2 separate regions of the Homo sapiens genome follow, and region 2 is linked to region 1. Evidence: read pairs that join two places in POLR2A ChIA-PET (ENCODE). Cell type or tissue: B cell. All regions are shown on one strand.

Evidence for each region. ChIA-PET counts read pairs that join two places held together with the same protein. Peaks named below come from ENCODE experiments on the same cell type or tissue, not always from the same donor. Only the 100,000 strongest peaks of a DNase experiment are listed, where the experiment ranks them.
Region 2: POLR2A ChIA-PET joins it to region 1 with 7 read pairs; 2 of 35 experiments call an interaction of 5 or more read pairs at or near these places.

What each region holds. Positions count from the first base shown.
Region 1 is chr10:87,907,003-87,912,002 of GRCh38, forward strand. The region is part of intron 2 of PTEN (phosphatase and tensin homolog); the gene reads left to right. Among named protein-coding and RNA genes, the nearest start is that of PTEN, 46 kb to the left of the region's middle. In B cell, no CTCF peak of the experiment used is centred here; no DNase peak of the experiment used is centred here; H3K27ac peaks cover 3,099 bases.
Region 2 is chr10:88,436,538-88,441,537 of GRCh38, forward strand. All of the region lies in intron 4 of RNLS (renalase, FAD dependent amine oxidase), which reads right to left. Among named protein-coding and RNA genes, the nearest start is that of RNLS, 140 kb to the right of the region's middle. In B cell, no CTCF peak of the experiment used is centred here; no DNase peak of the experiment used is centred here.

The sequences.
Region 1 (5,000 bases):
GAAGAAAGTCCCAGGATGACAGCTGTGACACAAGCTGAAAAGTTACCAGTTTTGCTTGGAGCAGGAGATTAGAACTTCCGGGAAAATAATCAAATTGATAGATGGATGTTGAAATATTTGGAGAAAAATGTAATGGATTCTTGCAAAACTGAGCAAATTAGAAAAAGGAAACAATTATTAGCATTGGTGGTTTGAGTTAACCCAAAATTGTGATGTTGCTATTTTAGGGGAATTAAGATAAGTGAAACACGTATGGAATACTGCTAGTTTTGTAAGTCTCCTTTACCATGGCAGGACATCTGTAGTTAATAAATCTGTAAGAAGCAGTATTAAGAATAATATTTTAAAATACCTAATTAAATAGGAGGAAAAAGAATCCGAGTAGTTGAGGGTGATTGCATCTGGGGAGAAGCAGGAATAAAGGTTTGAAGATAAATAGGGCCAGAGATGAGTAATTTTGTTACTGTGATAATATATTTTATATATATGTGTATGTGTGTGCGTGTGTATATATATATATGAGATATATCTCATATATATGAGATATATATGATATATATATGATATATATGATATATATATATAAAACATACAGTTCAGTAGCATTAACATCTAGCATTCAGTACATTTACATTGTTGTGCAATTGTCACCACTGTCCATCTCTAGAACTTTTTCATTATCCCACACTGACATACCACACCCATTAAATAATAACTCCTCATTGCTCCTCCTGTTAGTACCAACCATTGTTCTACTTTCATCTCTATGTATTTGACTATTCTAGGTACCTCGTATAAGCGGAATCACGTGATATCTTTTTGTAACTGGCTTATTTCACTAACTATCTTCGAGGTTCATCCATGTTGTAGCAGTTGTTAGCATTTCCTTCCTTTTAAAAGGCCGAATAATATTCCATTGTTATGTATATACCATATTTTGTTTATCCATTTATTCATCAATAGACACTTTTGGCTGTTGTGAATAATGCTGCTATGAATATGGGTATGTAATACCTGTTTGAGTATCTGCTTTCATTTCTTTTGGATATGTACCCAAAAGTGAGATTGCTGGATTGAATGGTAATTCTATATTTAAATTTTTGAGAAACCACCATACTGTTTGATATACTGGCTGCCCAATTTTACATTACCACCAGCAATACACTAGGGTTCCGAATTTGCCACATCCTCACCATCGTGTTGTTTTGTTTATGTTTTTTTTTAATAATAGCCATCCTAATGGGTGTGAAGTCTCATTGTGGTTTTAATTTGCATTTTCCTAATGATCAGCGATATTGAACATTTGCACATGCTTATTTGGTCATTTGTATATCAGCTTTGGAGCAATGATGTCTCTTGAAGCCTTTTGCCCATTTATGAATTGAGTAGTTTGGGATTTTTAAATTGTGTTTTAGAAGTTCTTTGTATACTCTGGCTGGGCACGGTGGCTCGTGCCTTTGGGAGGCCGAGGCAGGTGGATCACGAGGTTAGGAGTTCAAGACCAGACTGGCTGGTATAGTGAAACCCCATCTCTACTAAAAATACAAAAATTAGCTGGTGTGGTCGGGCGTGATGGTGCACACCTGTAGTCCCAGCTGTTGGGGAGGCTGAGGCAGGAGACTTGCTTGAACCCGGAAGGTGGGGGGGTTGCAGTGAGCTGAGATTGTGCCACTGCACTCAGCCTGGGTGACAGAGCGAGACTCTGTCTCAAAAAAAAAGAAAAAGAAGTTCTTTGTATTCTCTGAATATTAATCCCTTATTGGATATGTTATTTGCAAATATTTTCTCCCATAAAGAATGGGTTACTTTTTCACTCTGTTGATTGTTTCCTTTGCTGTGCAGGAGCTATTTAGCTTGAAAAAATCCAACTTGTCTGTTTTCTTTTGTTGCCTGTACCTTTGGTGTCACATTCAAGAAATAATTGCCAAATTCATACCATGAAACTTTCCCCCATGTTTTCTCCTGAAGGTTTTTATAGTTTTAGCTCTCACATTTAGGTGTTTGATCCATTTTGAGTTAAATTTTGTATATAATGTTATGTAAGAGTCCAGCTTCACACTTTTGGATGTGAATATCTAGTTTTCCCAGCATTATTTGTTGAAAAGAGTGTCTTTTTCCCCATTGAATAGTCTTGGCACTCTTGTTGAAAATTATTTGACAATAGATGCAAGGGTTTATTTTTGGGCTCTCTCGACTATTCTGTTAGACTATATGTTTGTTTTTTTATGTCAGGACCACCCTAATTTTAGTACTGTAGCTTTATAGTAAAATTTGAAACCAGGAAGTATATGTCTTGTGTATTTATTTACTTATTTTTTGAAATAGCATCTGGCTCTGTTGCCCAGGCTGGAGTGCAGTGGCACAATCTTAGCTCACTGCAACCTCCACATCTGAGGTTCAAGCAATCCTCCCACCTCAGCCTCCTGAGTAGCTGGGATTGTAGACACATACCACCATGCTCAGCTAGTTTTTGTATTTCTTGTAGAGACAGGGTTTTGCCATATTGCCCAGGTGGGTCTCGAACTCCTGAGCCCAAGCAGTCTGCCCTCCTCAGTGTCCCAAAGTGTTGCGATTACAGGTATGAGCCACCGTGCATGGCCCCAACTTCTTATATTTCAAGATGGTTTTGGCCCTTCAGGGCCCTTTGTGAGTTTTAGGATGGATTTTTTTTTTAACTTTTAAGTTTAGGGGTGCATGTGCAGGTTTATTACATAGGTAAATTTGTGTCAAGGTGTTCTGTTGTATAGATTATTTCATCACCCAGGTATTAAGCCTAGTACCCATTAGTTATTTTTCCTGAGCTCGCCTCCTCCCACCTGGATTTTTTTTTTTATTTCTACCAGAAACATTGTTGGGATTTTGGTAGGGATTGTATTAGTCTGTAGATTGCATTGAATAGTACTGACATCTTAACAATATTAAGTCTTTAAAGCCATGAACACCAGATGTCTTTCCATTTATTTACGTATTCTTTCTTTTCTTTCAGCAATGTTTTGTAATTTTCAGTGTACAAGTATTTTACCTCCTTGGTTAAGTTAATTCCTAAGTATTTTATTCATTCTGATGATCTTATAAATCTGTTTTCTTAATTTCCTTTCCTAATTGTTCATTCTTAGGGTATAGAAACACAACTGATTCTTCGCACATTAAATTTGTGCCCTGCTTCTTCGCGGGTTTGTTTATTCTTTTTTTGTGTTTGAAATCCTTGAGGTTTTCTGCATATAAGATTATATCATCTGCAAATGAGATAATTTTACTTGTTCCTTTCCAATTTGAGATGATTTTTATTCATTTTCTTAATGCTCTCTCATACATTCAATACTATGTTGAATGGAAGTGGTGAAAGCAGGCATCCTGTCTTGTTTCTGACCTTATAGGAAAAGCTTTCAATTCTTTGCCATTGACTATCATGTTAGCTATGGGATTTTTTTTTTCCCCCCAGATAGAGTCTCGCTGTGTCGCCCAGGCTGGAGTGCAGTGGTGCGATCTCGGTTCACTGCACCCTCCTCCTCCCGCCAGGTTCAAGTGATTCTCCTGCTTCAGCCTCCCAAGTAGCTGGGATTACAGGTGTCCACCACTATGCCCAGCTAATTTTCGTATTTTTAGTAGAAACATGGTTTCACCATGTTGGCCAAGCTGGTCTCGAACTCTTGGCCTCAAGTGATTCACCTGCCTCGGCCTCCCATAGTGCTGGGATTATAGTCAGCCACCATGCCTGGCCACTGTGGGATTTTTATATATGGCCTTCATTATGTTGTGGTAATTTCTTTTTATTCTTAGTTTATTGAGTGTTTTTATCATAAAATCTTGTTGAATTTTTTCAAATATTTTTTCTGTGCTAGTTGAGATGACCATGTGATTTGTTTTCTTCTTTCTATTAACATGATATATTGTTTTTCATATATTGAGCCATTTTTGCATCCCAGGAATAAATTTTACTTGGTCTTCGTGTATAATCCATTTAATAAGCTGTGGAATTCAGTTTGTTGGTTCTGTGTTGAGGACTTTATATCAATGTTCCTAAGGGCTACTGGTCTATAGTTTTCTTTTGTAGTTTCTTTGACTTTGCTATCAGGGCAATGCTGGCCTCATTGAATGTGTTAGGAAGTGTTTCCTCATCCATTTTTGGCAAAACTTTGGGAAAAAACGATGTTCTTTAAATGTTTGATAGAATTCACAGATAAAAAAATCACATCTAGGGCTTTTGTCTGGAATTTTTTTATTGTTATTATTGATTCAGTCTTGTTACTAGTTATAGGTCTATTCAGATTTTCTTTTTGTGTGTGTGATTCAGTATTAGTACATTTTGTACTTCTCGTTATTTCTCCATTTAATCTATATTATCTAATTTGTTGGCATACAATTGTTCATAGTACTGTCTTCTCTTTTTTTTAAACTTCTGTGCAGTTGATACTAATGTCCCTACTTTTATTTCAGATTTTAGTAATTTGAATCTTCTTTATCTTAATACAGGTAAAGCTGGGTCAATTGTTAAAATTTTTTCAAAGAACCAGTTTTTGGTTTCATTGATTTTTCTCTGTTATTTTTCTATTATTTATATCCTCTCTAAGCTTTGTTATTTCCTTCATCCTGCTAGCTTTGGGTTTATTAGTTTGTTCTTTTTCTAGTTCCTTAAGATTTGAAGTTGGATTATTGATTTGAGATCGTTTTCAATTAAATGTGTACAACTACAAATTTCCCTCTTAGGACTGCTTTTGCTGTTCTGTAATTTTTGGCATGTTGTGTTTTTTTGTTTTAATTTATTTCTAAGTATTTTCTAAGTTCCCTTGTGATTTCTTCTGCGTTTAACCGTGTATTTTTTAATTTCCACAGTTGGTGAATTTTCTACTTTTTCTTCAGTTATTGATTTTATTGATTTTCAGTGGCATCCTGTTGTGATAGAAGATACTTTATTTGGTTCCCTGTTTTTTTTTTAAAACAGAGTGTTGCTCTGTCACCCAGGCTGGAGTGCAGTGGTGCGATCTTGGCTCACTGCAACA
Region 2 (5,000 bases), 530 kb after region 1:
TTTAATATGTATATTGGGAGCAATGAAATTTTCAGTTTACTAGTGAGAAATGTTGCCAGGATACAGACCATTATATGCATCCACAAAGTCCCAAATACAGACAAACCTCTAAGTGCCTTTTAACAGATTTGTTTCTATAAAACTATTCTTTGGGCGTCAAGTTGGTCTTTGTCCCTCAGAATTCTATCATTTACCCCTATAATTAGATAAAAGTCTTTTTTTTTTTAAAGGGAATGCAGGAAAGCTTGGGACCCATTTTTATATTTTCATAAAGAAGTCAGCCAACTAAACATTATACTTTATTACCATTAAGTGCCCAATAATAAAATCAGTTTGCAGATACAATCTACATTTCCATATATTATTGATACAAGCTTGCGCTTTGTAATTTCAAGACCAAAAAAATGTTGGTAGAAATTTGCATATTATTGAAATGGCATGATTTATTGATGAAACACACAAATAATAGAGGTGATGCTTACAGCAGTTTGGGGGCTAATGTATAATTTACAATACTAAACAACTTCATGAACAAGAGTGAAAATTGCACATTATGCCCTGCCTGAAAAATACTAGCTATAAAACTAAGACATTTTAGCATTATTTTTTGTAACAAGGATCTCTTGATGGGAAAGTGATAGACTGTTGGCCTTCAATCTGTGAGTGGTATAAAGAAGTATCAATCTGCTTGAAGAGAGAAGGCGGGAAGTCATCTTCCTGCCTGCCTGCCTCTCCAGTCCAACCTTTCATTAACATTTGCTTGCAGAAAAGATATCAATAAAAGATTGCATTTAATGCCCCAAATAGATGGGGCAGAATTTTAAATCAACAATATTGCTCAAAACCAGACAAATTTATGGTACAATTTATTTTAGAACCAAGATATTTATCTTATAATAAGAATTATTACAATCATTGTATCCAAGCTTTATGTCTTAGGGGGAAATCCAATTCAAGGTTTACCCAGTGGACCAGTTTTCTACAAAGCATTTCCAGATTCCAGGATAATGGACTGTGCTAGACACAGTTGGAAGCCTTCCCAATTCTTATTTCCACACCCTGTTTTCAAATAAAACATTGATTCCATTCATTAACCCTATGTAACTCATGAGTCATGCAAGGTTGACTTTATCCTCATTTTCAGGGAATAGAGGGAGGATGTTATTTAGTCTAAGCCAATCATGGTACTCTCATCCCTAGTTCTTATGAATGCCCCCAAGGTCCAATCCTACCCAATGAGATGTGAGGGAAAATCTGCTGGGTGCTTCTGGGAAAGGTTTCTCCACTCCTAAGAAAGAAGCTCAGGAGGCCGGGCGTGGTGGCTCATGCCTGTAATCTCAGCACTTTGGGAGGCCGAGGTGGGCAGATCACCTGAGGTTGGGAGTTCGAGACCAGCCTGACCAGCATGGAGAAACCCCGTCTCTACTAAAAATACAAAATTAGCTGGGCGTGGTAGCACATGCCTGTAATCCCAGCTACTTGGGAGGCTGAGACAGGAGAATCACTTGAACCCAGGAGGCGGAGGTTGCGGTGAGCTGAGATTGCACCACTGCACTCCAGCCTGGGCAACAAGAGTGAAACTCCTAAAAAAAAAAAAAAAAAAAGAAGCTCAGGAAAAGATGGACCCATTCCTTCCTCAGACTTTGTCATATCTGGATGTGATACCTGAAACTGCTGCATCTACCTTGCAGCCATGAGTCAATCCAGGCAGAGGGCAAAATTGACACTCTGACGATGGCAGAAGGAGAAAATAGAAAGAACCTGGAGCATGGTGACTTTATTGAGCTGCTGATTCAATCAGTTTTAAAGACTGCCCCCACTCCAGACTTCTTGTTATATAAATGAATAAGTTCCCTTCTTATTTATGTATATTTTAATAAAAATTTATGCTACTTATAACTGAAGACATTAAAACTTACCTACAGATCATTTGTCATTTTTTGACTGCCCAGCATTTGTTCCCCCATCTGATGCCAGCTTTTAGGAATTTGTTTATTACTGTTGTGTAAGAAGTAATCTTGGTAATAGAGTAGGCTTCCAATAAAGAAGCAGAAAAGGTCAGATCCTTTCTTTCCCTCTCTCTCGAGAACCACAGAATGGGTGGGTGATCTGAGTTTGGGTGAATGTTTCACCCCTTGCCTTTAAACAGCTGGCATAAGAATAAAAGAATACAGGTGATAATATTTATTTCAACAGTGTGGGCTGACCAGAAGTCTACTGGAAACTTTGGTTGCTCCTCTTGGCTCACTGGAGGTTCCTTGGTCTCTGTGCATTCCCAAGCCCAATCTTCTAGTCTTCTTTTAATTCTTCAGGCTGCACTTAATATATATATCCATATTATCATAATAAATTCCCTTTTGCTTAGGTTAACCAGAATCGATTTCTGTATTTTGCCAAGAACAACAACAAGTAACTGACTGATATCACCGGGGGCGGGTGGGAGTGGGGGCGCCTTAGTTGCAGCACCAACAGGCAAAAGTGAACTTGTACTGATACACACAGGTCAATCCAACATATTCTCATGTGCAGCCCAGTAGTTTTGCTCCCTATTACATCTCGTTTTGTTTATTTCCCCTTTCTCATATATCAAAACCCATTTTAACCTTAAAAGCACAACACTAAACTCAAGACTCTTTTCAGTCATAAAAGATTAGACAGTTATTGTTACTGTGGCTGCTTTAAATAAATCTCAAAGGGCTGCTAGTGGATATTCAGTAAGAACATGTAATCTTAAGCTCCAGATGTTGCTGGTGTAATTTAATTTAACCTTCTAATTATTGCTGGCATTATAAGCCCCAACACTTCCAGGTAAGTATATCAGATAGTAGGAAATATAACAAATGTCTTCCTGTTTTCCTCAGAGCAATTTTAGGCTCTGAAACCAACAAAGGGACATCCTGCCACTATGCTTTTGTTTATTAACTGGTGAAAACATTTTTGTGAGTTAGGGTGGTTTTGAGGACCTATTCAAGCAGCACAAACTTTAAAAAGGAATATATAAGTATGATTAGGGTCAACTTTTGGCCAAAGAATAAAATTCATGGTTGTGTATAGCATTGGCATCTCTTGAGACATTTGTAGAATCATGACACGCTGGAGTTGGAAGATCCCTTACAGGTGACCCACTCAAATCCTCAATTTACAAATAAGGAAACCAAGGTGCAGAGTAGTACACAGTGATTTGCCCAAAGTGACAGATGAAACTCAGACACAGGTTTCCCAGCTCTGAGTCCAGACTAACACTCCACATCCAGGTCTTGCTTTATTGTTTCAATTAAATTCACTGTAAGTTTCAACTGTCTGGACTGTCCTTTCCCCATTTCTTGAAGTCCTATCTACCCAGATCCAGGGCAGATGTCATTTCCTGTCTGAAATCTTCTCCAATTCCTCCTGTAAGAAGTAATCAAGGCTGTTCTCAAGGCTCTCTATGGCACATTGATTCCTTCATGAACTGCTTGTTATATCACTGTGTGCATATCTGTCACTCCCACTAGATTATAAATTTTTTGAGGGCAAGGGCTATATCTTCATCTTCAATCTTATTTTCTTTATAGGTCCTAACAGGATTTATGTGATAAATGTTTGTTGAGTCTCTCTGAAGTGTACTCAACAAACATTTGTACTCTCATAAATGTTTGTGGGGAATTAATGGTTGAAGATGTCAGTCCTCTTGACATCTTAACAAGCACCTCCATGGATACACAGTGCTTTAGGCTAAAGTAGTCATTAATGGTCAGGATTTCATGTCTGGCATTAGACTGGTAGAAAAGATCATCTGTGGTTGATACTCCTCCAATCAAAGCACTAGAGTAGTCACTGACTTCAATTACCAGCAGTCTTCCCAGACATACATATAAAATGGTAATCACAAATGTATAATTCAAGATACCTTCAGGTGCAAAGAAAGAAAAGTGCTACTCACTTTGACTTAAATAATAATGATATAAATTATCTCATACAATGGGAAGCCCCCATGGAGGAAAGACTTCAAGTTTAGCTGATTCACTGGCCATATCATGTCCCCCTAGGCTAAATTCTTTGTATCCCTTACCTCTATAATCCTTGATGTTGGCTTTTCCTCAGTCAGGTTTGCCTGCTGGTGATGAGATATCTTCTGGTAGCAATGAGGACTACACACTTCCTTAGTCAATGTGAAGCAAGAGAAAGGAAACCTCTTTCCCAACTAGGCAATAAAAATCTTTCCATTTAGACTGAATCTAGGGCATATGACCAACACTAGACCAGTTGCAGTCACTACAGGACAGTATGACCCTGCCTGGCTGAGAAATTCAGAACTGTCCCTGGCACTAGTTAGTGTCCCCTTAGTCTGCTGAGATGCTTGAGGGAGGGGTGGATAAACAAACAAATTCAGGTTCTGTTCAGGAGAAAGAAAGAATGGAAGGGAATCATCAGTGTACACGATCTAAGGGTGACAATTCTTCAAATTATAAATTAGCACAAAAAAATCCTTTTATGGAATTATGAGTCGAGTTGAGAGAAATAAATCAGTTTCCTTTTTTAAAAACTCATGTGTTATAAATAATAGATATTTCAGTGTTATCTTTTCATTGGATCGAGTGACTTATATCCTAGTTACTTACAAACAGATCAGGGGAAAATTCTTCTTTTCTATGCCTATTAACGTGCTTTTGGGAACCCATGGCAATTTATAAATCCCTACCTTGAACAATCATTGTATCAGAACATTCACTTGACTGTGCCTTCCTATTCTTCTGAGTTTCTATCTATGCAGCACTTATTTAGAGCAAGCCCTTCCTTCCCACCTACGTATACACAAGTTGATGGTGATTCACTGAAATCGTGCTTTGCTAATCATGATGATTAAAGAATGAGAGGAACACATTATTGTGCTGGGAAGTAGGCATTTTTCTCAGGATAAAACAAATTGATACTGAAAGGCACATTACTTATGAGTCTGAAAAGTCTCCTAGCATATCTGCAGTGTTCAGTGCTGACCTCTCTATACAGAGTAGGTAAAT